Regions from separate parts of the Homo sapiens genome. Here region 1 is linked to region 2. A link is a loop called in an ENCODE intact Hi-C map of the cell type or tissue named here. Cell type or tissue: heart right ventricle. All regions are shown on one strand. Links, peaks and the distances in the headings refer to the core of each region. The heading gives the core; the rest is flanking DNA. Region 1 overlaps CHLSN (cholesin). Region 2 holds the start of CHLSN-AS1 (CHLSN antisense RNA 1).

Evidence for each region. A loop is a pair of places that touch in the nucleus more often than their neighbours do. Peaks named below come from ENCODE experiments on the same cell type or tissue, not always from the same donor. Only the 100,000 strongest peaks of a DNase experiment are listed, where the experiment ranks them.
Region 1: a loop joins it to region 2, with 2.1 times the contacts of the local background. A loop is called at or near these places in 30 of 110 quality-filtered maps.

Annotation. Positions count from the first base shown.
Region 1 is chr7:1,004,332-1,019,486 of GRCh38, forward strand. CHLSN (cholesin) reads right to left here. Exons shown (of 5, transcript NM_001318252.2): 3 at 5,619-5,812. It overlaps LOC124901570 (a long non-coding RNA gene), which reads left to right. Exons shown (of 3, transcript XR_007060184.1): 1 at 1-81; 2 at 458-1,114; 3 at 1,457-1,740. Among named protein-coding and RNA genes, the nearest start is that of MIR339, 11 kb to the right of the region's middle. In heart right ventricle, for the core only: no CTCF peak of the experiment used is centred there; no DNase peak of the experiment used is centred there.
Region 2 is chr7:1,057,680-1,072,834 of GRCh38, forward strand. All of the region lies in intron 2 of CHLSN (cholesin), which reads right to left. It overlaps CHLSN-AS1 (CHLSN antisense RNA 1), which reads left to right and starts at 8,052. Exons shown (of 3, transcript NR_187853.1): 1 at 8,052-8,405. It overlaps GPR146 (G protein-coupled receptor 146), which reads left to right. Exons shown (of 2, transcript NM_001303473.2): 2 at 1-1,582. The coding sequence ends at 838. RefSeq lists enhancers at 4,725-4,894, 8,025-8,194, 12,120-12,903, 12,904-13,686 and a silencer at 6,674-6,968. In heart right ventricle, for the core only: CTCF peaks have their summits at 8,263 (motif pointing left) and 8,477; a DNase peak (open chromatin) is centred at 8,262; H3K4me3 peaks cover 796 bases.

The DNA.
Region 1 (15,155 bases), core at 4,874-12,873, 53 kb before region 2:
CTGCTTTCCACCAGCCTGTTTCCTCCTTGGGAACGTGGAGTGGTGACCCCACTTCACGGGTGTTCCCAGAGCCCACGCACGGTGAGTCAGTCACAGCTGCTCTGCACACTGCCCTCCCATGGGGCCCGAGGCCACAGCACTGCTGGCCCACGGCACTGCTGCCTACGGCCCTGAACCAAGGGCGCCTCTCTCTCACCGAGCCCCCACCAGGCAGACTTCAAGCCAAGCCCATCTCCCTCACCACCGAAGATGAGCCGTCCCGCTCTTGGCCTCGTCACTGGGGGAGCAGACACAGCGAGGGGCGGGTGGGGTGCTCAGTGTCGCCTGTGGCTCCCACGGCACTGGGCGAGGCCTCCTGAGTGATGGCCGCCTCTGCCACCCACCCTGGGGACTGGTCCCTGCGCAACTGCAGACAGTTCACAGGATGCCTGACACAATCCTCTTTCTCTCTGCCTAGGTGGGGCAGCAGACAGGAGATCCCATCTTGGAAAAGGAAAGAGAGCAGTCAGAGGGAAGTCCCTTGTCCCCAGCATAGCGGGGGCCACGGCCACTGCAGGGTCATCTGTCCAGAGCTGCCTAGAGCGTCCCAGAGAGAAGAACCTCCTCCCCTGTGGTACTCACCAGCTGGGTGGAGAACCAGAGTCCCTGCTAGCCTACTGGGCTTTAAAAAAAAGCAGGGGCGGCTGGGAACAGTGGCTCATGCCTGTAAGCTGAGCACTTTGGGAGGCCGAGGGCGGATCACAAGGTCAGGAGACTAAGACCATCTTGGTTAATACGGTGAAACCCTGTCTCTACTAAAAATACAAAAAATTAGCCGGGCGTGGTGTCGGATGCCTGTAATCTCAGCTACTCAGGAGGCTGAGGCAGGAGAATCGCTTGAACCTGGGAAGCAGAGGTTGCAGTGAGCCGAGATTGCACCACTGCACTCCAGCCTGGCGACAGAGTGAGACTCCATCTCAAAACAAACAAATCAACCCACAAAAAGCGGGGACTTCTTGCTGAACCCCCTTCCAAAAGAAAACTGAGCGAGGGTCTCTATTGAGACAGCATCTGAAGCCGGCCCGCAGCCACAGCGTCCACGTGCTCGTAACTGCACCAGGAACTGCCAGCCGCGGTGAGCTGACGACCCAATGCCCATGAAGGCCCGAGCGGGGCTGGCGCGGACAGGGGCCGGGTCTCATGGGTTGGCCGCTCCTCCCATACTTGGAGCTGGGCTGTCCCTCGGCAGCGGGGCAGTGGGCCTGGGTAGGGAAGGACACCCAAGAAGTGTCCCCTAAGCTCCGCTGATGGGACAGTTTGGCCTCTGCTCTGGCCTGTCATTCCAGGGTTCCAGGCCCGGAGGCCACGGGGTGCAAGGAAGCTAAGACACCATGCTGTGCTGGGCAACATGGGGACCTGAGGAGGGTGGGCTTGGGCTGCCCCACGGCAGGAGTGACTTGCTCTCGTCCTCCCGCAGGTGAGTGGGGGACCCCGTCCCGGCTGGATCCGTGTGGCCCGGGTCCCAGTTCCTCTCTCTCCTGTGGGGGCACCACCTCCCGCCTCGAGCAGACCCAGGCAGGGGGCCGGCCCCCGAAAATGGTGAGCTAAAGCCTGCAGGGACCAGGGAGGCAGCGGTCACCTCGCCACCTGCCCCCAACGTGAACACCCAGCAGGCGTGTTCTTTTCTTTTTTCAGTTATATGGAAAGTAAATCTTCAATTTCCTGCGTTAAGCATATAAATAAACTCTTTTTTCTCTTTAATGAGGAACAGGCTTGCCCGCTGACAGCCGTGTGCCTCGCTCGTGTAACTACCACAGTGGACCCAGCAACCCAGAGACCCACAGAAAGTGGAGGGACTGCTTCCAGCACTCCCAAACTTCCGCCTATGCAAGGCCAGAGCAACACGGCTCTGAGCTGGAAAAACAGAGCTGGGTGACCAAGCCTGGGGCCCCTGCTGGGAAAACGAGGGGACAGTCACAGCACAGGGAAAGAGCACACGACGGCCACAGTGCAGGGAAAGAGCACACGACGGTCACAGCACAGGGAAAGAGCGCACGACAGCCACAGCGCAGGGAAAGAGCGCACGACGGCCATACTGCAGGGAAAGAGCGCACGACGGCCACAGCGCAGGGAAAGAGCACACGACGGCCACAGCGCAGGGAAAGAGCACACGACGGCCACAGCGCAGGGAAAGAGCGCACGACGGCCATACTGCAGGGAAAGAGCACACGACGGCCACAGCGCAGGGAAAGAGCGCACGACGGCCACAGCGCAGGGAAAGAGCGCACGACGGCCACAGCGCGGGGAAAGAGCGCACGACGGCCACAGCGCGGGGAAAGAGCGCACGACGGCCACAGCGCGGGGAAAGAGCGCACGACGGTCATACTGCAGGGAAAGAGCGCATGACGGTCACAGCGCAGACAAAGAGCGCACGATGGCCACATTGCAGGGAAAGAGCACACGACGGCCACAGCGCAGGGAAAGAGCGCATGACGGCCACAATCCCCCATCCCACCCTCTGGACCCTCCTCTCCCCAGCCCTGCTGCACAGCTCCCACCAGCCCCAGCTTCACACAAAGCCAGGAGCACCCCAGGAAGGCTGCAGAGAAGATGAACCCTTGAGATGCAAGAACAGCCCAGGGTATGGTCACAGGTCACAGGCCAAGGTCACCGTGTGGGGATGCTGCCCAGCCTGCGACCCGGGTTCTAGGGACGGGGCATGAAGACCCCACGGGCGCTGGGTCGACGTGTCTTGGGGGCAGAGCCTTCGGGGGATCTGGAGGGGAGACCCCCAGGGCATCCTGGAATGGGTGGGGTGCCTCCCAGAGAGATGAGAGGAAACTCTCCACCATGAGGGCTCACCAGAACAATCCGGGGTCTCCTCCACACACAGCCCACCTGGCTGCAGATGGCTTTGCCTCCAGGAGGAACCCCTCGTGGAAAGCCCATAAGATGGCCATGGGCCACGGCGGCCAGCATGTCCTTCCTGAGTCCCAGTCCAGGGCCTCTGCAGGGGGAGGACAACTCGGGCACCTACCTTCACCGCTGCCCCTGGGCTGGGGGCTCTGTGGTGGGCCAGCCGTGGCGTGGCCAGTGGTCCCCAGCAGCCCCCAGGCTGAGGACACTCCCCTGTGGGAATCCCCGGGCTCCCTCTCTTTGGAAAACCCTGAGTTGCCAGGGATACCGTGGGCTCCACACATCCACGTGGGCTCTGATCTGGCAGCCAGATGCGGCTGGGCTTGCGGGCACCCTTGGAGACCCCCAGGAAAGAGGAGAAGCTCCTGCCGGGGTGCCCGTGTCTGTGGCTGGCCTCCTGGTGTGTGGATCCCAGGCCTTGGAAGAAGCTCCTGTGGGAAGGGGCTGCTTTGTTTCTGAGAAGTAAGAGTCCCCCCTCCTCCCACACGCAGGACACAGTGCCTCCGCACAGGACTTGCCGCTGGGGGGTTGCGAGTAGCATGAGGGGGCCACGGGAAGGTCCCAGAGGGGGAGAGGAGGGTGAGGCTGAGGACAGGAGCAGGGCATGCTCCCAGGCACTCAGGACCTTCCCGTGGGGTGCTCGGAGGGTGTGTGATCATGGGAGGGGAGTCAGGGCGCCTCCAGGGTGAAGACCAGGGAGTGGCAGCCACGTGGTGGAGCGGATGGTCCCCCCTCTCCTGCCCACGTCCCCAACGTCCCCCTTGTCTAACAGTCCACACTGAGAGCAGCGGAAGGTGCTGGCAGGCCTGGGGAGGAAGGCGGACAAACCCCGCCCACCCCAGGCATCAGGGCAGGTCCAGAACAGCCACGCCCCGAGGCACCTGCCAGTGGAGACAGGCAAGGTGCAGGTGGCACAGCTGCAGGCCCCAGTCGCCCTCTGCCTCCCACAGGGAGCCTACAGTCCATTCCTGCGGCTGGCACCTTCCAGGCCTGTGTCCACCTGCTCTGCCCAGCCCACACCTTGCCCACACCTGGGCTCGAGACGCTGCACTAACGGCCTCTGAAGCCCTCTCTGTCTACAGCGACTGACCCTGCGGTGGCTTGTGGCCCTGCCTGCAGAGAAGCAGGAGCAAGCGCAGGAGGCAGCAGCCTCACACCACAGCCAGCACCTTGGGTCCCCTGGGCCAAGCGCGTTCTTGGAGCAAGAAAGAGCTCTTGGGGTAGCCCTGGGCACCTGGCCTCAGCCCCACGTTCCTCAGGGAGAGGGAAGCTAAGCCTCCCAGAGAACTGACCAGTGCAGAGACCCATGATGACTCAACTGGTTCCAGCCGGATCCACCCAACGCTATGGCTGAGCTCATTCTATGACCCCCAAGGCAGCCTCAGCTCCGAGAAACAGGAGGCTTGCCCCCATCCCCATTTCCTGAGCCCGGCGCTGAGCCTGGTGCAGGGCAGCCAAGAGCCCCTCTCCTGTAGGTGGAGGACCGTCCTGGGGATGCACACACAACACACATGTCCACACATAAACACACACGTGCATAAACACACACGCACACACGCACATGTACACACGTGTATACATGTACACACGCACATATACACAACGTGTATACACACGCACACACGTAAACACACGCACACACGTGTACGCAACACTCGTATACACATGCACACACGTACACAACACACGTATACACATGCGCATACATGCACACGCACACCCCCTCATGCGAACACACATGCGTGCACACACACCCATGCGAACACACATACACGCACACACACACACATACACATGCACACACGTACACACATGCACACACGTACACGTGCACGTGCACGCAGCGTGCACATCCACGCAGGCCCCGCTGCTCATTCCGCTAGCTGCACAGCCACACTGGGGGTCATCTCTCCGAGGAGGTCATCTCTCCGAGGGCCTCCCACAGAGGTGCGGCTGGAGCCTGTCCTCCCAGGCAGGGCCAGTGCCCCCACAGGACACCCTGCCCCTCAGGGTGACTTCATCACAGGGACCCAGTTCTTGTCTCTGAGGAAGCCAGCCACGTGGACGCCGTGACACCCCTTATTCTAGGTGCAGTCAGCACTCAGGGAGACGGACAGGAACGGGCAGCAGCCTGTGCTGGTAAGCGCCGGGGAGGTGGCCACAGCCCGCAAGGCTGTGGAGCCCACGCCAAAGCCTCTGACCCCTGCAATCCTGCACCGTCCACCCAGCCACGCCGCAGGCACCATCCACCCAGCCACGCCGCAGGCAGCCAGGGAGATGGCACCCTGTGCCCAGCACCCCACAATCCCCGTCTTCCCGCTCTTGGGTGGCAGTGGCGCCTCCTGTCACTGTGAGTGAGGGCTGAAGGCCACCACGAGTTCCCTCCTCCTCACCCCCACGTCCAAGCAGCACCCAGGCCCGTGGATTCTTCCTGTGGTGACGTACACCTGGGGCAAGGTTCACCATCAGACCCATTTCTAAAAGCACAGTTCCAGGCAACCCCTGCACGGGCAGCGGCTCTGCTGCCGCCCCTGAAAGTTCCTGAAGGCTCTGGGCCATTCAGACAGAAAGGGCAGCGGCGGCAGCACAGGCCTGGCATGAACGCTCATACCTCACTGCTCTAGAACCTTCCACACAGTGTGTGCGAGTGAAGGCTTCGACCCCCTCAGGCAGGGGTTGAGACGCACGTCCGGGACAGAACCGCGTGGGGCAGGGCCGCTCACCTGCAGAGGTAGTCCAGGGCCAGTTCGGCCCCCGAGCGCCTGGCAGGCGGGTGCTGGGCCACAAGGCCTGCCTCCCGCAGACGCTGCCTCTCCTCTTTCTTCCGTTCCTTTTTCAGCTTCCTTTCCAGGACCCTCTGCTCCTCTGGGGACAGCTCTGGCTCTGCGTCCAGCCCGGGCCTGAGCACAGCTTCGCCCTGAAAGTCAAGGAACACATTAGGCTTCGGGGATGGAGGGTATCCAGAGACGGGTGCGCTGCCTGGGGCTTCCCGAGCCCACCCTCACCTCAGTAGTGGCCAAAAGCTCTGTCCCCAAGCACTGGGTCTGGCCCCAGCCGACACCATCCTGCTAAGCCTGTGCTACGACGAAGAGACAGACAGGTCACATGAGGATGGCCAGTCCTGCGGGCAGGCGCCAGGTGCCAGGATTAACTGCCCAGAGGCCCCTTCCCCACCCCCGTGGTCCACCTCCCACAGACTCCCGGCTCCCGAGGCTCTGTGAGGTCCTGCCCCACCCCACACAGTGTGGGAAGATCCGGGCCGGCCCCCAGGGAGGGCTGAAGGTGTGCTGGTGTCTGTTATCACACAGGCCAGGTGCTGGCCCCAGACCCGACCCAAATCCCGAGGACGGTGCCTGGGGCCTGCTGCTTTCTGGCAGGTCACTGGCTGCCTGGCTCCCCCTGGGCTGCAGGCTGGGGACAGGGAGGGGGCCAAGACCCCCAAGGGAGGGAGAGGGCCCGCTGTGACAATGTGTCCCCAGCCACATCTTGCCAGGAAAGCACAGGCCCTCCGTCTTGCCCACCCTCCCCTCATTAACAAAAGAAGAGGACGGTGCAAAGCGTCAAAGCCGGGGCAGCCGGGCCACGGGGTGACCATGAGGTGACCCCAGCCGCTGTCCACATGCTTCGTCTTTTTTGGAAAAGTCAGAACATCAGTGTAGACTCCGAGCAAGGCCAGGAGCCCAGGGAAACAGCTAGGGGCGTGGGAATCAACCAGGCAGCGCCCACCGGGAGCTTCCAGGAAGGGAGGCCGGGCACAGCCCACGCCTACGCATCCCACCCCAGGGAGAGCAAAGAAGAGTGAGGCAAGCCCCCCTACATACAGATATATATGCAACCCACCCCCCCGACACAGACACACACATTCACAGACTTCACCCCTACAGCCAAACACAGCCCCCAACCCTCACCCATGTACCCACACCGACCCACACCCACCCACACCCACCATACACCCACACTCACCCACCCACACCCACAGACACGGACACATACCCACACCCACAGACACCCACATACCCACCCACCCATACCCAACACACCCACACCCAGATACCCACACATAGACCAACACCCACACGCCCAGACACCCCCACATGCCACACACCCACATACAACCACACACACCGACACCCACACACATCCAACAAATCCACAGACACCCAGACACCCACAGATACCCAAACACCCACAGACACCCAGAAACACCCACACACCCAAACACGCCCACAGACACCCAGACACACCCACACCCAGACACACCTTCACACGCCCAGACACCCTGACACACCCACACCCAGACACCTGCAGACACCCACAAACACCCAGATACCCAAACACACCCAAACACATCCACACACCATCCCAACATACCCACAGCCACACACGCCCACACCCAGATACACACCCAGACACCCACAAACACCCAGATACCCAAACACACCCAGAGACACCCACAGATGCCCACACACCCAGACACCCACAGATACCCACACACGCCCACAGACACCCACAAACACCATACACACACGCCAACACACCCACAGCCACACCCCTAGAGCCTGCCAGGGGTCCGCAGCAAGAGACAGGGCCTGGGGGACGAGGAGCACCGTCCCTGGCAGATGCCTGGCACAGAGAGGCTGAAGAGTCCCGGTGGGAAGGCCTGGGCCGCCCACACACACAGGCAGGAAGCTCTGAGACCCACCAGGCCAGGCACGCAGGGCTCTGGGGAGCAAGATTTTCATGGTGGGGATGTGGACACCCCCAGGGGAGCCTGGTGACTGACCGGCTCCAACCAGCTCCATGCTCACCTCCTAGGCCCACAGCCGCCCACAGCCGCCAACGGGGCAGGCACAACAACTGGCCCTGAAAGGTAAAAACCCTCCTGGCACAGGCCCAGCCTCGGCCCCCACTCCATGGGCCACGCAGTCCACGGCTGATCACACGGGCCAAAGTCCATAACACTGTTAGGGCTGCACAGGGGCCGCCGCGGTGGCCGAGGGTCTGTCAGCCCACATGCGTGGGGCACCCGGACAGGCCCTGAGCAGGTGGGCAGGGCCCTGTGGTAGGGTCCCAGGTTGGTGGCCAGAGTGGTGAGGACGGGGCCAAGGCTGTGGGCAACAGCAACGTGGGCGCTGGCCTGGGGTGGATGGCGAGGGGAACCCAGGCCGTCCCATATCGGGGCCAAGCCGGGGACCCGCAGGCCCAGCTGTTTCCCGCAGGCTTCCTGAGCGCCCGGTGCAGGGCTGCTTCTTGTGTCAGGCACCAGCCTGGATGCTGCGGAAACAGCTTCCTTCACACCCACTCTTGCTTCTGGCCACCAGCGCTCCCGACCTGGCAGGAGTCACAGCCCAATTCCCGTGTCCCCGAGGGAGCCACTGTGGCCACGAGGTGGGAAGCTCAGGAGTGCCACCCACTGCCCTGGGCTGTGCCTGACACTGGCCGGTGCACCTTTAACTTTTCCAAACTCCTGCTTTCTGTGCTGGGCCTCAACAGAAGACGCAGGGGCAGCTGGAGTGAGGGTGCTGCGCCCGGAGAGCCAGGGGCCTTGGGGGTGCCCGGCTCCACTCTGCGCCATCGGCTGCCCCGTGCTCGCGCTCGCTGCCTTGGGGGTGCCGGCTCCACTCCGTGCCATCGGCCGCCCTATGCTCGCGCTCACTGTCCTGGACCAGGCAATTCCCCAAGGCTGTGACCACGACGTGAGCGACCTCAGCTATCTTGGGATGACACAGGCGGGCCCCGGGAGGGTGTGCAGCTGGAGGGGGCGGGAGGCAGCAGGTCCAGGCAGGCTGGAGGGCACAGGCCGCGGCAGGTCGTGGGGAATGGGAGCAGCGCGGGAGGGTGGTGGGGCCGCCAGGATCGGGCGTGGTAATGCCGGGACCTGCTGCTTGCTCTGCTTGGCCTGCACAGTGTCTGGCCCGGAGAGCACAGGTGAGCAAGGTAGGACGGCTGTCACCCACAGACGAGCAGCGGAGAACTTTCTCTAACTGCCACCCACGTGCCGACCCTCCAAAGAACGCGGGTTTCACTAGCAAATAAGAACGTGGGTTTAATTAGCAAATACTTTTAACAAACTTGACACTATCACATAGAGCTCCCAAAGTTGCCCCAAGGGCTTGTAAATTACCTAAGTACACACCAAAAAATTTTTAAAAGAATCCCAGTGTCAAATAAAAGCCTGTGAGGGCCCCTTCTAGGGACTTGAGTTTCAGGCCTAGGATGCAAAGCCTGGCGCAGCAGCCAGGGGTGACTCCAGGCTCCTGCCGGCTCCAGGATTCTGGGAAGGGGCAGACTTTGGGCCCCCTGGAGCCCCTCTAGGCCCAGTGTCCACCCCACAGACCCTGCAGTCTGGGGCCACTCTTCTGGGAGAGGTGTTGTGGGCGGCTTTGAGCCGACGCTGTCAGGGCAAGAGTCTCTCTCCTAACATGAAGGCTTTCCAACACAGATGGGACGGGCCTCATGGAAGGAAGCACCGGCCTGTCACAGACGTGTGATGTCTAAAGCCGGCGTCTCTGGACCATCCCAGGGCAAGCAGAAAGTCGTACAAAAGTACAGTCACCCTATCTCAATGCTAGGACAGTCTTCAGCATTTCAGACTTGATGAAATACAGACACTCATATGAAGTACAGAAAAATAAAAATTCCAGCCACACATTCTGTCTCCTGCGGTTAGATGTCTTGAGGATTACATTTGAAAATGCATAAAACAATTCAATGTGCATGAAAAGCTTTACGCAGGACCTGCACCCACACAGATAAACTGCGACCCCGAGGACTGGGATGGGGAGGCGGCCAGCGGGCCTGTCACTGCACCTACGCTGTGTATTTCACAACATGGACACTTCCACAGGCTACCTCAAGCAACGCGGCACTCGTGCAGTCAAACATGAAATCCTTACCATCAGGCAATGAAAATGTTCACTGTACTCAACAAATACACTGAAAACAAACCACAAAGCCAAACCCTACAGGCTGGGAGGAGCAAAGTGGATCAGCTGCCACAGCACCTTCCAGAGAAGAGAGCCGTGAGATTCTTACAGAGAAGCTGACACTGTTTGAGAAAATACAACTGCATGAAAACTATGTTTTTCCTTTATGCCTTTAACTCCTGGCAAGAGACACAGAGAAGAAATGACACTAATTTGATTTTAAAAGGTTCCCGTAGACTCGACTGAGGCAGCAGAGACCCAACAGCTCCTTTCCGCCCACCCCACCCGTCCATCTGTGTGACACGGGCCCTGTGTGAGCCGTGCTCCCCAGCGTGAGGCTTCGCCACAACACACTGGCTCTTCCTGGAGATGTCCAAGGTGGGTAACGTGCTAGTCATACCCCAACAAAAAGAACTGGCAAAAATAAAAACCATCATCATTTCCCAGGTTTGTGAATTTAAGCCAACAGGAAACGTGGGACAAACACGCGGGGCTCCATAAAGCCAGCCTGGCACTGGCTCTGGCACCAGGTCCCTGGACTGGACACCAATCTCCACGGTTCCGAATTTTCCTAAGTGATGACTGTGAACACCACATGCACAGAAACGAGCCCTGAGAAGGGGGCCACATTGGCCGCCGGCCACGGCAGCGATCCGGCCACGGCAGCGTTCCGGTTGGTGTCACCCTGTCCCGGCCTGAGCCCAGCTCTCAGATCCGAGCACCAATTCTGTCTACAGCCCCTTCCTGCCTGCGGGCCCTCCCTGCCCTGCAGGGACGGTGCAGTGAGCACAGGTGTGCAGGCTGTGCGGTGAGAGCCCCAGGGCTGGGAGGAGCAGGCAGCCTTGGTCCAGCAGGTCCTGTGTGGGGGCCGCGTTGCCGGGCAGGGCCTGACACGGCTGCTGTGGGCTCTGAGAACAGCCCAAAAGGACAGTGACCCCTGCCCAGTCTCTCCAGCCTGGGAATGACCTTCCCCAGCCGTGGCCTCACACCAGGGAGGTGTGATGGGAAGTGACCTGGGTGGCTCCTGGGTCCCTGCTAAATTGTTTGGGGGGGCTGAGGGGTGAGGAAAGAGAGGTGGGGTCGGGAAGAGGCGTGGCCTCCCTGTCCCTGAGGCATGAGAGCAGGTGTGGGCTCCCCGTCCCCCGGGCATGAGAGCAGGTGTGGGCTCCCCATCCCCCAGGCACCAGCAGGTCTTTGTCAACCTGAGGCTCAGGGAGGAATGTGCAAGTCCCTGTCTCATGAACAGGGTTTGGGCCATCGGAGCCCCTGCAGAGGCTGGGTTCATGCAAGCTGTCAGCTGCCAGTGCCCACAGGCATCCACGCCGCTCTGGACTCAGGGTTTAGAAAAAGTCATCTGTTCCAGCCAGACCTTCCTGTTTCCCCCCAAGTCTAAGGGAGCAGAGCCTTCACCTAAGAAAGGAGGGCAGAGTGGGGAGACCCAGGGCTGACCCAGAGGGCAGGGAGGACCCAGGACTGACCCAGGAGAGCAGGGAGGACCCAGGACTAACCCAGAGGGTTGGTGGGCGGGGCCAGGACTAACCCAGAGGGCCAGAGGGACTGAAGCTGCGGCCTGTGGGCCCCTAATGCCCAGCCCTCGTGGAGGCACCAAGGCAGGAGCGCATCCCAACACCCAGCCCGGGCTTCCTCGGTGGGCAGCTCCTCACCCACGGTGAAGCGAGGCCAAAGGTCATCGAGTGCTGACCGCCACTCTCCTTCCTCCAGGGGCCCCTCTGTGAGCAATGCCCATGTGACACTGATGTCACCTGACCAGACGGAAATACTCCTGACGCCCCTCAGTGACCCTGGACCGGCGTCTGTCTGGGCAGGACCATCTAGTGTCTGAGGTGTCACATGAGGATCCCAGACAAAACACGCTCCCCCTCCGGTGTCACGCCAGCACACAGCAGCACACGCCAGCGCACAGCAGCACACAGCAGCGCACAGCAGCACACAGCAGCGCACAGCAGCACACAGCAGCACACGCCAGCACACAGCAGCACACGCCAGCACACAGCAGCACACAGCAGCACACGCCAGCACACAGCAGCGCACGCCAGCACACAGCAGCACACGCCAGCACACAGCAGCACACAGCAGCGCACGCCAGCACACAGCAGCGCACGCCAGCACACAGCAGTGCACGCCAGCACATAGCAGCACAGCAGCACACAGCAGCACAGCAGCACACAGCAGCGCACGCCAGCGCACAGCAGCACACGCCAGCACACAGCAGCACACGCCAGCACACAGCAGCACACAGCAGCGCACGCCAGCACACAGCAGCGCACGCCAGCACACAGCAGCGCACGCCAGCACATAGCAGCACAGCAGCACACAGCAGCGCACAGCAGCACAGCAGCGCACAGCAGCACACACCAGCACAAAGCAGCGCACGCCAGCGCACAGCAGCGCACACCAGTACACAGCAGCACACAGCACCACACAGCAGCGTACAGCAGCGCACGCCAGAGCACAGTAGCGCACGCCAGCGCACAGCAGCACACAGCAGCGCACAGCAGCACACGCCAGGGCACAGCAGCGCATGCCAGCACACGCCAGCGCACAGCAGCACACAGCAGCACACGCCAGCGCACAGCAGCACACGCCAGCGCACAGCGCACAGCAGCGCACAGCACACAGCAGCACACAGCAGCACACACCAGCGCACAGCAGCGCACAGCAGCGCACGCCAGCACACAGCAGCACACAGCACACAGCAGCGCACAGCAGCACACACCAGCGCACAGCAGCACACGCCAGCGCACAGCAGCACACAGCAGCACACGCCAGCACACGCCAGCGCACAGCAGCACACGCCAGCACACACCAGCGCACAGCAGCGCACAGGAGCACACAGCAGCACACAGCAGCGCCCACCCACGCACCCTGGTCCTCTGCTGTGCATGTCATTGAGGGTGTGGGGTCTGCGGAGAGCCCGGACCACTCGGAAGCCTTGGTCTGAGGGCCACGCGGGCCCAGAGCACCTCAGGCTGTGGGCATTGGGCCTCTGCCTCTGGCCCCAGGCTCAGGCTCCCTGGGGAAGTGGTGGCCGTGCTGCATCAAAGAATGGCAGAGAAAGGACCCACTGTCTCTCAGAGGGAAGATAAGGAGCTCCCTGCTCAAATTGGAGCTGCGGGGAGGGACGCCACCAGCCCAGCCTGCCGTGCCCTGCTGTGCGGGTGAAGGGGCTGCAGGGAAGGACACCACCAGCCTGGCCTGCCGTGCCCTGCTGTGTGGGTGAAGGGGTCACCTGGCCTGGACCCCGTCCAGTAGCCATGCAGGGGATGGTGTGCATGAGGCAGGCGCTGCTGTCCTACGATGTCAGCCGGGTGACGGGGCCAGGGCTCCAGTGTCGCTGCCATCGGGCCCTTGGGGAGCATCCCTGGATGGCAGGGGAGGTGGGGAGGGCTCCACACAGCGGGGTGGAGGACAGCGAGACAGCTACACACCCTCCTGCACCTTCTTCTGGGGAAACAAGACACGGACTCAATGCTTACGAACTTTCCTGGAGGGGAGACTTCTCCAGTGGGATCACCCCAACACGTGAACTGACTGCCGCGGGCAGCCGCGGACGGCGGGATAAGGGGCAGCCGCGGACGGCGGGGAAGGGGCAGCTGCGGACGGCAGGGTAAGGGGCTTCTCTGCCCCCGCCCCCCACTGCACACAAGGCCAGGCGCTCTGGGGCCCAGCATCCAGGGCTCAAAACCACACCCGCCTTGGTGGGATGGCGCCTCGCCTTTCCCATGCTGCGGTAGGAACACCCCATGTTTGTTCGGTGCATTTTATTTTCTAAAATGTGGCAGAAAGAAAATAACTCCAGCAGGTGACAGAAGACCTAGTAGAACTTAGCCCAAATTTAAATAATGACCCAAAGTCCCCACGGGGCTCAGACGTTCCCACACCCTAGGCAGAAATCCCCACTCACACGAGCACGCATACACACGCGTGCACACATACCCCTGCCATCATCTCTGCTCTCTCCATTGAGCCCTGGCTAAGCACCAGCTCCCACCAGGCAGGAAGCACAGGCCCAGGACACGCACACTAGGGCTTGGCGGGTGGGGTCCAAGTCAGGAAGTGAGAGCCGAGGCCCTACAGGAACAGGGGGTTGCCCCTTCAACAGGTAACCCATATAAAAAGTGACTAACGAAAGCACGTCTTTCTTCTCACTCCACAGCTTTGAAACCAGTGTGCATTGTACACGTGGAGCCATCTCAGACCCAGACTCAAAGTCCGCCTGGCTCCGGCCATCAGCCTGTGGCGTCTCAGAGCCTGGCCCCGAGCAGAGAGGAGATGTGATGAGGAGACATGACGAGGGAGTCGTGATGGGCACACCCATGGCCAGCAGGCCCAGCCTGTGCCTCTCGGAGGTCCGCACTTCCTGCCCAGTGGGAGCAGGCACCTGGCGTGGGCTCCAGCTGAGGTGTGCACGCGGGCGGGTGGGGTCCAGCCCAGAGTGTGGTCTTTATGTAAATCAGGGTGGAGCTCAGGTGCACTGGCTCACACATGTTAATCTGAGTGCTTTGGGAGGCCAAGGTGGGAGGCTGGCTTGAGCCCAGGAATTCGAGACTGCAGTGAGCTGTGATCACACCACTGTACCCCAGCCTGGATGAGAGTGAGACCCTCAAAAAAAAAAATCAATAGATCAGGGCTGCGCCCCAGGTCTTCTACCTCGGGGGTGGGTGATAGGCTCGTCCAGCTGGTGGTCCCAGGACAAGCTCTCTGTCCCTCCCAGGTGTTCCATAGTCTAGGACAGTGCAGGAACTGCAGACTTGTCAAGAACTGGGGAGTGGTCCGGGCGTGGTGGCCGAGGTGGGTGGATCATCTGAGTCAGGAGTCCGAGACCAGCCTGGCCAACATGGTGAAACCCCGTCTCTACTAAAAATACAAAAATTAGCCGGGCATGGTGGTGCACGTCTGTAATCCCAGCTACCCGAGAGGCTGCGGCAGAACTGCTTGAACCCGCGGGGGGCAGAGGTTGCAGTAAGCCAAGATCGCGCCATTGCACTCCAGCCTGGGCAATAGAGTGAGACTCTGTCTCAAAAAAAAAAAAAAAAAACGGGGGGGGGGGAGTGAAAGGGAGGGAGGAAGAGGGTGAGGGTTTGGAGGGGCCCAACCAGGCCCACCTGTGGTTGCATGGATCTCTAGCCACCTGCAAAGCCAGAAGGTACCTTGAGCTGACAGGTCCGTGTTGTTCAATGGTTCTATAGGGAAAATCCTGCCCCCATGCCAGGTTGTTGATCACCCACGGTCAATGCTGGAAGGGGCAGCTGCTGCTCTGGGCCAGAAGGAGAGGCTTCCTGGCACCGTGAGGAGGCTGGCCTGGCTGCTCAC
Region 2 (15,155 bases), core at 4,214-12,213:
CAAGGCCAGCATGACCATGCCGGACGTGTACTTTGTCAACATGGCAGTGGCAGGCCTGGTGCTCAGCGCCCTGGCCCCTGTGCACCTGCTCGGCCCCCCGAGCTCCCGGTGGGCGCTGTGGAGTGTGGGCGGCGAAGTCCACGTGGCACTGCAGATCCCCTTCAATGTGTCCTCACTGGTGGCCATGTACTCCACCGCCCTGCTGAGCCTCGACCACTACATCGAGCGTGCACTGCCGCGGACCTACATGGCCAGCGTGTACAACACGCGGCACGTGTGCGGCTTCGTGTGGGGTGGCGCGCTGCTGACCAGCTTCTCCTCGCTGCTCTTCTACATCTGCAGCCATGTGTCCACCCGCGCGCTAGAGTGCGCCAAGATGCAGAACGCAGAAGCTGCCGACGCCACGCTGGTGTTCATCGGCTACGTGGTGCCAGCACTGGCCACCCTCTACGCGCTGGTGCTACTCTCCCGCGTCCGCAGGGAGGACACGCCCCTGGACCGGGACACGGGCCGGCTGGAGCCCTCGGCACACAGGCTGCTGGTGGCCACCGTGTGCACGCAGTTTGGGCTCTGGACGCCACACTATCTGATCCTGCTGGGGCACACGGTCATCATCTCGCGAGGGAAGCCCGTGGACGCACACTACCTGGGGCTACTGCACTTTGTGAAGGATTTCTCCAAACTCCTGGCCTTCTCCAGCAGCTTTGTGACACCACTTCTCTACCGCTACATGAACCAGAGCTTCCCCAGCAAGCTCCAACGGCTGATGAAAAAGCTGCCCTGCGGGGACCGGCACTGCTCCCCGGACCACATGGGGGTGCAGCAGGTGCTGGCGTAGGCGGCCCAGCCCTCCTGGGGAGACGTGACTCTGGTGGACGCAGAGCACTTAGTTACCCTGGACGCTCCCCACATCCTTCCAGAAGGAGACGAGCTGCTGGAAGAGAAGCAGGAGGGGTGTTTTTCTTGAAGTTTCCTTTTTCCCACAAATGCCACTCTTGGGCCAAGGCTGTGGTCCCCGTGGCTGGCATCTGGCTTGAGTCTCCCCGAGGCCTGTGCGTCTCCCAAACACGCAGCTCAAGGTCCACATCCGCAAAAGCCTCCTCGCCTTCAGCCTCCTCAGCATTCAGTTTGTCAATGAAGTGATGAAAGCTTAGAGCCAGTATTTATACTTTGTGGTTAAAATACTTGATTCCCCCTTGTTTGTTTTACAAAAACAGATGTTTCCTAGAAAAATGACAAATAGTAAAATGAACAAAACCCTACGAAAGAATGGCAACAGCCAGGGTGGCCGGGCCCTGCCAGTGGGCGGCGTGTGCTAGCAAGGCCTGCCGGGTGTGCCGCAGTCACCACAGGGTTCTGAGAACATTTCACAGAAGTGCCTGAGACGCGGAGACATGGCTGGTGTTAAATGGAGCTATTCAATAGCAGTGACGCGCTCTCCTCAGCCACCAAATGTCCCTGACACCCTCCCCAGCCCCCACAGATAACATCAGCTGAGGTTTTTTTCAGTATGAACCTGTCCTAAATCAATTCCTCAAAGTGTGCACAAAACTAAAGAATATAAATAAACAAAAGAAAGGTGTGTTAGGATTTCTGACTGAATACCAGAGCTGAAGGGCCCCCAGGGGACAGAGGGCTGGAGGCTGTGTCACACGGGGTCTGGTGGGAGGGCCAGGGTGGAACCTTAGGCCAGCTCCGAAGGCACCTGGGACCAGCATCCGTATCTCCGCGGCCCTCGCAGCCTCAGATGGGGCCCGGACCGGCCTGTTCCACTTGAGCGAACAGGTCTGCAGTGAGGAGGGTCCATAGTGGGGCGGGTCCGTAGTGGGGCGGGTCTGTAGTGAGGCGGGTCTTAGTGAGGTGGGTCTTAGTGGGGCGGGTCGGTAGTGAGGCGGTTCCTAGTGAGGCGGGTCCCGAGTGGGGCGGGTCAGTAGGTGGTTCTTAGTGGGGCGGGTCTTAGTGAGGCAGGTCTTAGGGGGGCGGGTCCATAGTGAGGCGGGTCCGTAGTGGGGCGGGTCTGTAGTGAGGTGGGTCTTAGCGGGGCGGGTCTTAGGGGGGCGGGTCCGTAGTGAGGCAGGTCTTAGTGGGGCGGGTCCGTAATGAGGCGGGTCTTAGGCAGGCCCGTAGTGGGGCGGGTCTGTAGTGGGGCGGGTCTGTAGTGAGGCGGGTCCGTAGTGGGGCGGGTCTGTAGTGGGGCGGGTCCGTAGTGAGGCGGGTCTTAGTGAGGCGGGTCTTAGTGAGGCAGGTCTTAGTGGGGCGGGTCCGTAATGAGGCGGGTCTTAGGCGGGCCCGTAGTGGGGCGGGTCTTAGTGGGGCGGGTCTGTAGTGGGGCGGGTCCGTAGTGAAGCGGGTCCGTAGTGAGGCGGGTCTTAGTGAGGCGGGTCTATAGTCAGGGGCAATTGTTCCTCGTCAGCCTGGCTGGAGACCTTCCACCCATTGGGATTTTGTAAAACATCTACTTTAAAATGTGGCCGTGAGAAAAGCCCCCATTCCTCCCCACCATCTGTTCGCCTCTCCCCGATTTTCTAGGATTAAAGTATAGGCCTGCAATCCCCTACCTCCAATTCTAAAGCCCACAAAGCTCTGAAAACAGGAAGATGTTCCCCCCAAGTTTGCGGCAAATTCACTGGGCAGCGATCCCTGACCTGAAGGGGTGTGAGAGCTTCATGTCCATGAGGACCCCACCCCTTCTGAAGACGGGCGATGTGGCTGTGGGAGCTGCCCTGAGCGCCCCGGGGTTCTGTGGCACACTTCCTCCCCACAGCCTGAACGCGCTGGAATTCTGAGTATGCCCGGCCCCAGGGACAGTGGGGGTAGGGTGGGGGGAGTGGCACCTTGCAGCCATCGACGTGGGGACGTCACGCTCTGGTCCCAGTCTCCTGGGAATTCAGCCACGAGGTCACTGGCATTATTCATCACGTGCTGCAAGCAGGTCAGAGTCGGCCTCGTGAGGACGCGGCTCTGGGTGGCTCCTGCGGGGAGCTCAGACCCGCGGGACAGGCTCCTAAGCCGTGGGATTAGAGAACAGTTTTCTGAGCTGTTTCTGTCAGTGTTTGGTTTTCAGGTGTGAACCTTTAAAGCCGCAGGCCTGACCTCCCTCCCAGTCCCTCTGGAGCCGGAGCTGGTGTAAGGGCCGCGTCTCTGATGGTCCTGGGCTTCCCATCTCCATGCCTGCGCGGAAACCCTGGCATCCGATGAGGAAGTGATCACACAAGCCCACAGAACCCTGCCCAGCGGCTGGCGCCGTCAGCCCAACCCTCCTACCCCTGCAGCCCAGCTCTGCAGGGTGGGGTGTCCGTGCTTGAACCAGGAGACCCTCTTCCTGGCCGATACTTTCCAGCCCCCCTTGGCTCCACGCTGAGCTCCCAGGAAAGGGGCGGACCCCACACACAGGTGAGGGTGGCACTGGGCTGCCTCTGCCCGGGAATTACACCATCCAACTATCCTCCCCAAAGGCAGGAGGGGCCTAAAATCACTATTTCAATTTCTCAGTGGCTTTGGGTGCAAACTGGCTCATTTCTGTGGGTCTGTTGCAGGGACTGGCCTGCATTCAATACCCCTCATCCCACCCTGCTGGGTGGCCCTGTGGAGGGCCCCAGGGACACCCTGCTGCCTGGTCAGCTGTTTGTTCCTGGTGGGCCCCACACAGGGCAGGCACATGCCTCCAGCGCAGACCCTCGCCTGCTACCTGAGACACTTCACTGTGCACCATGGCCTGCCCCAACCCCCTACCCAGCGAGTCCCCTCCTCATCCCCAGGTTCCCGCCAGCCTCTGCTGCCTGAGACCCTCCACTGAGCGCCAAGGCCTCCGTCCTCATCCCCAGGCTCCCGCCAGTCTCTGTGGCTGCTTCCCAGGAGCTGCGTCGCTGACTGTTCCTGAGACACCTGCTCATCTATATTCTATGTTGCCTTCACCTGGGAAGATTCGGCACCTCCTGAGCCTCCTGCCGCCCCTGAGAGATTCCCAAAGCCTTCACCTCATCACACACAGAACACAAGAACTTGAGCCACTCGGGGCAGAAAAAGGAGCTACTTGTAAAAAGTCAAGGTAGTCATCTGCCCAACTCCCCAGTTCTTCCAGGCAGCCGTCTCCCCAACTCCCCAATTCTTCCAGGCAGCCATCTCCCCGACTCCCCAATTCTTCCAGGCAGCCATCTCCCCAACTCCCCAATTCTTCCAAGCAGCCATCTCCCCGACTCCCCAATTCTTCCAGGCAGCCATCTCCCCAACTCCCCAATTCTTCCAAGCAGCCGTCTCCCCGACTCCCTAGTTCTTCCAGGCAGCCATCTCTCCAACTGCTTAATTCTTCCAGGCAGCCGTCTGCCCAACTCCCCAATTCTTCCCCAGTTTGTGAGACACCAGGATGCGAGTTTTTCAGCGCGTGACGTCCCAGGGTCAATGATATTGCTACCAACACTTCTTGACTACTATAGTTCAAAAATCATTCATCTTATTTTTGTTTATCCACAAAAAAACCTTGCCCTGCTTCCTTAAGTAAGATTCCAGAAAGGGAGTTTAGTTGTAGATTCACTTCATTAAAGTTCTAAGAGTTATTGTAGGAAGCTGGATCTAGTGTGAATTGTGGCGAAGAGATCAGGAAATCTACACACGTCTTCTTTCATACACAGCACACGACAGAGGGAAAGCAGGAATAGTAACCGTAACAGAAAGTATCATAAAATTGGTTATTTCCCCTCGAATTGTACGTCTTAATACTTTCGGTTACCCCTCTGTAGTTCCTCTTTGCAGAAATTCTGTCCACCCAATCACCCAGGAGTGGTTCCACTTCACACACGCCCGGCACGCAAACCATGTCTCCACACGTCTCAAACGGTAGCAGAGGGAGTACCTTGGCTGCTGGCGAAGGAGTAAGCCACGCGGGCTGAAGGAGCAGGCCTGCCCCACACAGGCGTTACTCCTCCCAGAAAAATAAGAATAAAGTCACCATTGACTACACCCCTGAGGGCTTCTGTGGCCCTGAGGATGGAACTGAGGTGTTGGGGTATCCTGCAGCCCTCCCAAGGATTCCGGCAGAAGTGAGAGCACACGTTCCTGCCTCCGCCCTGCTGCACAGGGCAGCCTGGCAAGAGCTGTATGGCGGTGCGCACGGTCCGCACTCCGTCAGGTTGGGAAGTGAAGGAAGAGCAGAGAATCTAGGCAGGAAGCATAACGTGAACATGCCCATTTCACATGTACCCCTACTCCTACCCCTAACCCCTAACTCTAACCAACTTAAACCTCACCTAAACACCCTATTCCTAACCCCCTAACCACCCTAACCCTAACCCTCAACACCCTCATCTGAACCCTAACCCTTACAGAATCGCTCTGGGCCTGCCTGGCTTTGCCAAGCCTGAGCGTGTGAGTGCATCTGACCTGCCCCCTCCGTTCTCTCTGGGCTCCTCCATCCTGTGTCTTCTGGCATCGCTCACAGACCCACGCCCCATCCTGCTCAGCCACCTTGACTCGCTGGGGGACCACAAGATGAACACAGCTCTGACACTGCCAGCTGACCCCGGCCACATCTGGGGCTTCCACGCGACGCTGTCCCCAAACAGCAAATCTTTGGGTACAGATGGGAGGTGTCCTGAGGCTGGGACAAGGACTGGGCAGGGGCTGGCAGCCGGTCTGGCAACATAAGCAAGCCCCTGGCTTTCCCTCTGCTCACTGCCTTGGCTCTCTTCCTCACTCTGTGACTGATCGGGTGCTCCTGAGAAACGGGCTCCCTGTGCTGCTCCTGGGGTGTGCGTCATTTTCCCGTGTCCCGTGTCCTACGGGTTCCAGGCACTACAATTCACTGGTCCACTCTGCTGCTGACAAACATGGGGACTGTTTCCAACTTCAGGCGTTCGTGCACGAAGCGGCGCTGTTCTGCCGTGTCTCCCAGCGCCCACCATGGGCCCCTGCGTGGGGCACTCCTCGGGCAGACACAGCCTCAGCCGCGCACGCTCACCAAGTGTGGTCTCACGTCCTCACCTGCCCTTGGTGCCATGTGTCTCTGGTATTTTGTGCCAAGCCAGGGGAGGATTAAGGCATTTCCCATCTTAATGACGTCTTGGCCTCTCCAAAGAAGCGCCTCTTTAGGGATTCTGCCCACGTTTCTAAGTGATGTAAGGTCCTTCCTGGTTTGATCTGAATGTGGGCCCTTGCCACGGCTCCTTAATCTAACTGTACCCCTGTACCTGTGCTGTTCTCTTTCCACAGAAGGGCGAGCTCTACCACACCACAGAGAAGTCAGAGCTCCGCAAGTCCCCACCTGGAAGATGGAAGACCCCTCAGAAACAGCCTGTTCTTCCCTCTGCAGAGGTGGGGGGCAGGGGGACTAGCCACACTCAAAACTGGCAGCCTCTGAGGGGAGGGAGTCACTTCAACATCTCGAACTTTAGACAGATGTGTGTGCCTCAGGCAGCATACACACACACATACATGCGTGCAAGCATGCACACATATGCAAGCACGCATGCACACACACAAACACACACGTCTGTCTCCTCCCCGGGAACACCGTGACCGGAAGAGGCTTCACACGCGTCGGCTGCAGGGTAGGAGACCCGACACAGCGCCGGGTCCTGATGGGCTGTGACGTGAAGATGGGGAGACCAGGCCCTTAGCAGCCACAGAACAGGCCCCGGAAAGACGCACGATGGCTCCACTCTTGGAAGCAGATGGTGGCTCTGTAGGGAGACAAGGCTTACCTTGCTCCAGGGACTCTGAGGAGACGCTGTGCAGGGAGGCTGCCCCCAGCAGGAGACATGGAAGGTGAGGGCAGAAGGAACAGCGGTGGGGAGCAGGGGCACTGACAGGTTCCAGACCCTGACCCTGAGCTTCCCACAGCGCCTAAACGCAACACCCTGACTCCTGAGAGGAAGGGAGGGAATCCCGAGCTGACCTCACACAGGAGAACCGAAGCTCAAAGCTCAAGTGTCACCCTGAAAGGCACCGGCAGACAAAGGCTGAGTCTCCAGAGCCAGCCCTGCATCCACCCAAACTAGCGTGGTGCAGGGACTCCTCCCTCGGCCGAGTCACCTGGCCCCAGACTGTCGGATGTGGGGCCAGCAGGGACCCTGGGGGACGCCCCATGGACACGAGGGAGACTGAAGCCCAGAGGGTCCCACAGCAGTGAGCAGCCCCTGCTGCCAGGCTCCAGGGCTCCAGAAGCCCCAGCCCACCCCACACTCAGGGCGCACAGAAGGCCCCAGGAGGGAGGGTGGGAAACGCCGGGTCAAGCGAGCAGCATCCGATTCTTTTCTGCAGGACATCTGAGCTGTGCCACACACACTAAGGCTTCTAAAGAGAAAAGACAGCGTTCCCCGCTGTCCAACCCTAATCATCACAGGACGCTTTCTGCAGAGCCCCTTGGGGCACGAAGATTCTTCCCAGCACCAGTCTGAGAAACGATGAGGCCCTGGGCAGGAGGAAACATGGCCCCATCCTGTTCTAGGGGCCACGGCACCCCTTGGGGCCCCTCTCCAGACCCAAGGCTGGACAGGCTGGCTTCCTGCCCAGCTCCAGCCAACTGGCATACACTAAGTGTGCAGCTGAGGTGGTGGGAGGAAGGTAAAACGTACCCCACTTGGCAGCCACTTCCAAAATTAAACATGGTTAACATCTGTCCCCGCTGTCCCAATTCCAGACATTTACCCAAGAAAAATGGGAACGGAAGTCCACACAAGCACCTGTATACAAATGTTCACGGCAGCTTTGCTCATAAGAGCCCAACACTGGAAACAACCCAACTGCACATCAACAGGTGGACAGATAAACAGATGTGGCCTGCGCATCGAAGGAATGCTACTCGTCAGCGAAATGGACCCACCGGGGACAGGCGCGGCAACAGGGTGAACCTCACAAAACATGCAGCTGCGGGGACACAGCTAGATGTGAGCACGTGCAAAGTACTGGAGCCTCTTCAGCAGCTCCAGAGCAGGGAACCCACCTCACCAGCGACACAGCGGCGACGAGGGCCGGGTCTGGGAGGGCGTGGGCCAGGGAGGGGCGACGGAGGCGGTCTCCCTTGCCGGGGTGCTGGTGACACAGCGGCTGCACCTGTCAGAACACGCCAGGGTGGAGACAGGAGATCTGTGTGCTTCCCGAGTACAGATCACGGCTCAGCATCTCATGGGAAAGGGACAGGGCTCTCTTCAGGACACGCAGTAAGATTTCAAGTGCGGGCACTTTTAATACTCCGCGATCCAAAGGCAGCTCCAGGGCCAGCCGCGGTTTCCGGCCTCAAGGGCAGGCTCGGTTCTGGAGCTCCCTCCAGTGGCCGTCGGGGTGCCGTCACTTTCAGGGCCCCACCAGGAGAGCAGGGGCCCCGCCGAGGACCAGAGCGCCTGGACCAGAGGGAGCCCTGCGCGGCCGGCACGGATGCCTCTCAATAGGCGGCATGGGGCCGACACGACTCGGTGAGTTCCCGCCACGGCTTTCGCCGGCAGCCGGCGGCTGGAGGACAAGGAGAATGCGCCGGTTCTGTTCCTGGACAAGCTCCATGGCGCTGCGGGGTCCCGGCCCAGAAAGCCCACCCTCCCCCAGAATTTCCCCAGGCCCACAGAAGGGGACCGGAATGGGAAAAATACCGACAAACGCAGCAACGGTGCGGCCGTAGGTGTCTGCGCATCCGGCGGGGCTCCTACGGGACCCCCACGCCGCCTGGACGCCGCCTAGCAGATTTGGGGCCAGGCTAATTGGGGCCCATCGTGGCCCACAGATGCCAGCTCCGGGCCATGCTGAGGGACAGGGGAGCGGAGGATACTGCCTGTTTCCCGGCGGGGGGCCCTGCTCAACAGCCTTTCCCTTCCCTACAAACTGTCCCAGGATCCCGGGCCATTCCTTCCAGTAAGTTGGGAAGTCCAGGACCAGACCTCAACGTGGAAAAAGCTGGAGGAGAGAAGGGGGGACGAGGGGTTCTACCTGCCCTCTACCTACCTGCCCTCCTACCTGTCTGTCCACGGGATGCCCAGAGGCTCCCAGACCACCAGCCCCAGACCCTTGGTACTGCGTCCCCAGCTGTCTGCCAGGGGCCTGCTGGGGAGGCCGATGCCCATCCCTAAGCCTGAGCCTCCAGCCCGGCACGAGGGAAGGCCCCACATGCCCCAAAGGAGAGGGTTCGGGGCACAATCTTCACAAAGGCTGGAGTGCACCCCAGAGGTGAGGGTTTGGGGCACAGTCTGTTGGCGGAGGCAGGAGTACACCCCAGAGGTGAGGGTTTGGGGCACAGTCTGTTGGCGGAGGCTGGAGTGCACCCAGAGGTGAGGGTTTGGGGCACAGTCTGTTGGCGGAGGCTGGAGTGCACCCAGAGGTGAGGGTTTGGGGCACAGTCTGTTGGCGGAGGCTGGAGTACACCCCAGAGGTGAGGATTTGGGGCAGTCTATTGGCAGAAGCTGGAGTACATCCCAGAGGTGAGGGTTTGGGGCACAGTCTGTTGGCGGAGGCAGGAGTACACCCCAGAGGTGTGGGTTTGGGGCACAGTCTGTTGGTGGAGGCTGGAGTGCACCCAGAGGTGAGGGTTTGGGGCACAATCTTCACACAGGCTGGAGTGCACCCCAGAAGTGAGGGTTTGGGGCACAGTCTGTTGGTGGAGGCTGGAGTACACCCAGAGGTGCGGGTTTGGGGCACAGTCTGTTGGAGGCTGGAATACACCCAGAGGTGAGGGTTTGGGGCACAGTTTTCACACAGGCTGCAGTGCACCCCAGAGGTGAGGGTTTGGGGCACAGTCTTCACACAGGCTGGAGTGCACCCCAGAGGTGAGGGTTTGGGGCACAGTCTGTTGGTGGAGGCTGGAGTACATCCAGAGGTGCGGGTTTGGGGCACAGTCTGTTGGAGGCTGGAATACACCCAGAGGTGAGGGTTTGGGGCACAGTCTTCACACAGGCTGCAGTGCACCCCAGAGGTGAGGGTTTGGGGCACAGTCTTCACACAGGCTGGAGTGCACCCCAGAGGTGAGGGTTTGGGGCACAGTCTGTTGGTGGAGGCTGGAGTACATCCAGAGGTGCGGGTTTGGGGCACAGTCTGTTGGAGGCTGGAATACACCCAGAGGTGAGGGTTTGGGGCACAGTCTTCACACAGGCTGGAGTGCATCCCAGAGGTGAGGGTTTGGGGCACAGTCTTCACACAGGCTGGAGTGCACCCCAGAGGTGAGGGTTTGGGGCACAGTCTTCACACAGGCTGGAGTGCACCCCAGAGGTGAGGGTTTGGGGCACAGTCTTCACACAGGCTGGAGTGCACCCCAGAGGTGAGGGTTTGGGGCACAGTTTTCACACAGGCTGGAGTGCACACCAGGGAGGCTTCCCGCCTCTGGCAGAATCACCGCCATGCTCAGTCACAAACCCAGAGCTGCGTTTGGACGCTGCAGCACACGCTGCGGCCCCAGCAACGGTCCTGCGCACCAGGCTCCTCTCCCAGTAAGGTCCGCTTCTCTGTGGAGCTCAGGGGTCCCTGCAGTGCCCACCTTAGCAGAGGGCAAAGCCTTGAGACACGGATGCTTTGTCCTCAGGTCTCCACTGGCTCCTCAGAACAGGGCCCCTCAGCGCTGCAGTGTGTCACATGTCCCCAGTTTCCCCTCGTGGTGCTCACGCCACACCCCTGGCACGGAGGCTGGAACCCAGGTGTCAGTCCTGGCTCTGACCATGACCTTGGACAAACCACCCCTCAGACCTAGAGCCCTCATGCACATCCCCATGGTCACTGCCACCCGGCAGGGAGCAGGACAGCCCCGGGGGTCTGTGACTGTCCCCGGGACATCAGTCTGAGAAACAGCGCTGAGTTGGACGCTGCCTGGTGTGGACACTCGCCCTCCACAGTCACACAAACTCGGCTTTGCAAAATCAGTTCTCAGTGAAGGAAATAATGTACACAGTGGTCCACTTCCAAGACACAGTGTCTTGCTTGCTTAGGTCAGCAAGCTACAGAAGACCAGGCCCCTGCCTGGGTTGCCGATGCCTGCTTGTCGGCCTCCCCATCCCCAGTCTTCCCCCCAACGCTTAGTTGCCTTCACCTGACCCAAAAACTTTTAGTCTATGACGAAAGTTTTACTCGTCTGCAACATAGCTTGTTTTGTCTGTTCTTATCAGTCTGCCCAGCTACTTAGGTCATAAGTCAAATACCTGAAAAGCCCCTGAGCTGACTAGGATTGCAACGCATTGTGGGCTGCAACAAAATGCAGCAGGACAACCCTAAAAAAACACCTACAGCCCCTGCCCGACAACCAATAGGTGATGTCCGGGAAGACTGTGACCCCAGAGTACTCAGCCTGTGAGGAACCGGGGGAGGGGCCTGCGTACTGGGGGATAAATGGCTTGTTGTGACCGTGCTGGGTGTGCCTGCCCACCAGACACCCGATCTTGCAAGACCGTCATTAAAAGTCTCACGTTTAGGCCGGGCGCGGTGGCTCATGCCTGTAATCCCAGCACTTTGGGAGGCCGAGGCGGGCGGATCACCTGAGGTCTGGAGTTCGAGACCAGCTTTACCACATGGAGAAACCCCGTCTGTACTAAAAATACAAAATTAGCTGGGCGTGGTGGCACATGCCTGTAATCCCAGCTACGAAGAAGGCTGAGGCAGGAGAATCGCTTGAACCTGGGAGGCAGAGGTTGCGGTGAGCCAAGATTGCGCCACTGCACTCCAGCCTGGGCGACAGAGCGAAACTCCGTCTCAAAAAACAATAAATAGCTCTCCCTCTCCCCTCTCCCCTCTCCCCTCTCCCCTCTCCCCACGGTCTCCCTCTCATGCGGAGCCGAAGCTGGACTGTACTGCTGCCATCTCGGCTCACTGCAACCTCCCTGCCTGATTCTCCTGCCTCAGCCTGCCGAGTGCCTGCGATTGCAGGCACGCGCCGCCACGCCTGACTGGTTTTGGTGGAGACCGGGTTTCGCTGTGTTGGCCGGGCCGGTCTCCAGCCCCTAACCGCGAGTGATCCGCCAACCTTGGCCTCCCGAGGTGCCGGGATTGCAGACGGAGTCTCGTTCACTCAGTGCTCAATGGTGCCCAGGCTGGAGTGCAGTGGCGTGATCTCGGCTCACTACAACCTACACCTCCCAGCCGCCTGCCTTGGCCTCCCAAAGTGCCGAGATTGCAGCCTCTGCCCGGCCGCCACCCCGTCTGGGAAGTGAGGAGTGTCTCTGCCTGGCCGCCCATCGTCTGGGATGTGAGGAGCCCCTCTGCCTGGCTGCCCAGTCTGGAAAGTGAGGAGCGTCTCCACCCGGCCGCCATCCCATCTAGGAAGTGAGGAGCGCCTCTTCCCAGCCGCCATCACATCTAGGAAGTGAGGAGCGTCTCTGCCCGGCTGCCCATCGTCTGAGATGTGGGGAGCGCCTCTGCCCCGCCGCCCCATCTGGGATGTGAGGAGCGCCTCTGCCCGGCGAGACCCCGTCTGGGAGGTGAGGAGCGTCTCTGCCCGGCCGCCCCGTCTGAGAAGTGAGGAGACCCTCTGCCTGGCAACCACCCCGTCTGAGAAGTGAGGAGCCCCTCCGCCCGGCAGCTGCCCCGTCTGAGAAGTGAGGAGCCTCTCCGCCCGGCAGCCACCCCATCTGGGAAGTGAGGAGCGTCTCCGCCCGGCAGCCACCCCGTCCGGGAGGGAGGTGGGGGGGGTCAGCCCCCCGCCCGGCCAGCCGCCCCATCCGGGAGGGAGGTGGGGGGTCAGCCCCCCGCCTGGCCAGCCGTGCCGTCCGGGAGGGAGGTGGGGGGGTCAGCCCCCCGCCCGGCCAGCCGCCCCGTCCGGGAGGTGAGGGGCGCCTCTGCCCGGCCGCCCCTACTGGGAAGTGAGGAGCCCCTCTGCCCGGCCAGCACACATGCACGCACATACGCACACGGGCACACGAATGCACGCGCACACATGCACACATGCATACACATACACCACGTGCACAGGGACACACGCACACACGTGCACACACGCAAACACGCACACACGGACACGCACACACATGCACACATGCATGCACACACGCACACAACACGCACACGGACACACATGCACACACATGCACGCACATACGCACACGTGCACGATACACATGCACACGCGAGCACATGAACACGCACACGCGCACACATGCACGCACATATGCACACAACGCACGCAGACATACACATGCACACGCACGCACACGGACACGCACGTGCACACATGCACACACATCCACACGTGCACACATATACACACAACGCGTGCACACGGACATGCACACGGGTGCGCACACGTGCACATGCACACACGTGCACACACATGCACGCACACACACAGCACGCACAGACACGCACACATGCACACACACACAGCACAGACACGCACACGGGCACATGCACACGGGCACACACACACGTGCACACGCACATGCACACACATGCACACACATGTACATGCAGCCCCGAGGCAGTGCCACCGGAGCCAGCCTCATGGAGTAGCCTCCTCCAGGGTAACAGGAGCCATGGGGGGGCCATGAGACTGGATTCCACTCATAGAGGCCCCGCACGCGGCTGTTCAAGCAAAGCCACACTGACATTTCTGGTATCAAATTTAAGTCAATCTTTTAATGACCCTCCCGCACGTCAGCAGCAGATCAGGTGCAATGGCAAGAAAAGCAAGCGAGAAACAGCTGTACAACAACATAGGCTTAAAAATTCTTTTTGAAAGAAACTTTAATAAACGATGCATTGGTGAGTGGTGAAACCGGAAGGTGCTGTGGCCCCGGGCTCTGTGGCACTAGCACTGGTAGTCTCAGGTGCGCTGAGAGGACCAGAGCTCCTTGGAGAAAAGCTGATGTGAGGTGGGCCTGGGCACTGGTGGGGGCAGCTGGGGGGCTCCCACTGGCCACACAATACATTAAAAACCACAAAAACTGATGAGTCCACAGCGACACTCCAAAAAGCAGGCAGGAGAGGGAGGAAAGGGGAGAGGGAGGAGAAGTACCACTGTGAGTCTTCATAGAAGCCACTGTTTCCACAGACCCTGGGCAGGAACAGGTTCAGGAGACGCAAAGGCACCGGGTGGGAGGGGTCAGGAGGGCACCGTCGCCACAGGACGCATTGCCAGGGAAGTCCTATGATGCACGCCCACCTCAGTCAAGTGACCACATTCGGTGTCACCAGCATGGGACAAGGTGGAATGGCATGCCTGCGGGCGACACCACATACAACAGGCAGCCTTGCCCCTGTGGGACTCACCCACCTGAGCGGAGCCAGCCTAGGACACCTTAGAAGGAGGGCTTCGGCACCCAAGACTGCACCCCCAGGCCCAGGCCGCACGGCCGCAGCACAGGCTCTGCACCTGGTCGGCACACGTGGGGAGGCTGCAGGACAGAGCCAAGCAGCTCCGGGCAAGTGGCACCCAACAGTCACCCAGCCACACAGGGGAAGAGCGGGGAGGGGCCCAGCGCTCAGGATGGAAGAGCCCTGGGCAAGGCATCCATAGACACCTTAGACTCTGGCCTAAGCGGGGATCCAAGATGGCCTTCCGATACCCAGACCCTCCCATGCACACAGAGTGCCCCCACCTCCCCATGGTCCTGGAGCCGTAAGCATCCTGGCTGCCCACGGTCAGCACACACTGACCCGCCCACGGTGCCTCTGCTGCCCTTCTTCTCTCGCCACTCCCCATCTGCAGCCCGTGTGCTGAGGAGGGCACGGAAAACGTCCAAAGCACGCACGACTGCAGCGAAGCTCATGAATGCCCCTGCACACACGCAGTGGGGCAGACACCGGTTGGCCCTGCCAGGCCCTGCACACTCACGGGACCACGACTGCTCCTCGGATTTCCAGGGTCAAATGGGGTCCAGTCAAGGAAGGGCTGTGCGTTCTGCTTCTGCGCTTAGGCATATGATTAAACACATTTCATAATTAGATATGATCATTGCATCTGAGACACAGAGCTTTCCAAAACGGTCTGTGGGCTGAAGTTACTGCTTCCCTAAACGTCTGAGGGGCAACACCAGTGCCGCCAGCTAGGCCTGCAGCCCTCCTTGTAGAAAGGCTTTAATTATGGAGTCAATTTCTTTTCTTTCCTTTTTTTTTTTTTTTTTTTTTTTGAGATGGAGTCTCGCTCCATCGTGCCCAGGCTAGAGTGCAGTGGCGCAATCTCAGCTCACTGCAACCTCCGCCCCCTGGGTGCAGGTGATTCTCCTGCCTCAGCCTCCCAAGTAGCTAGGATTACAGGCGTGCGC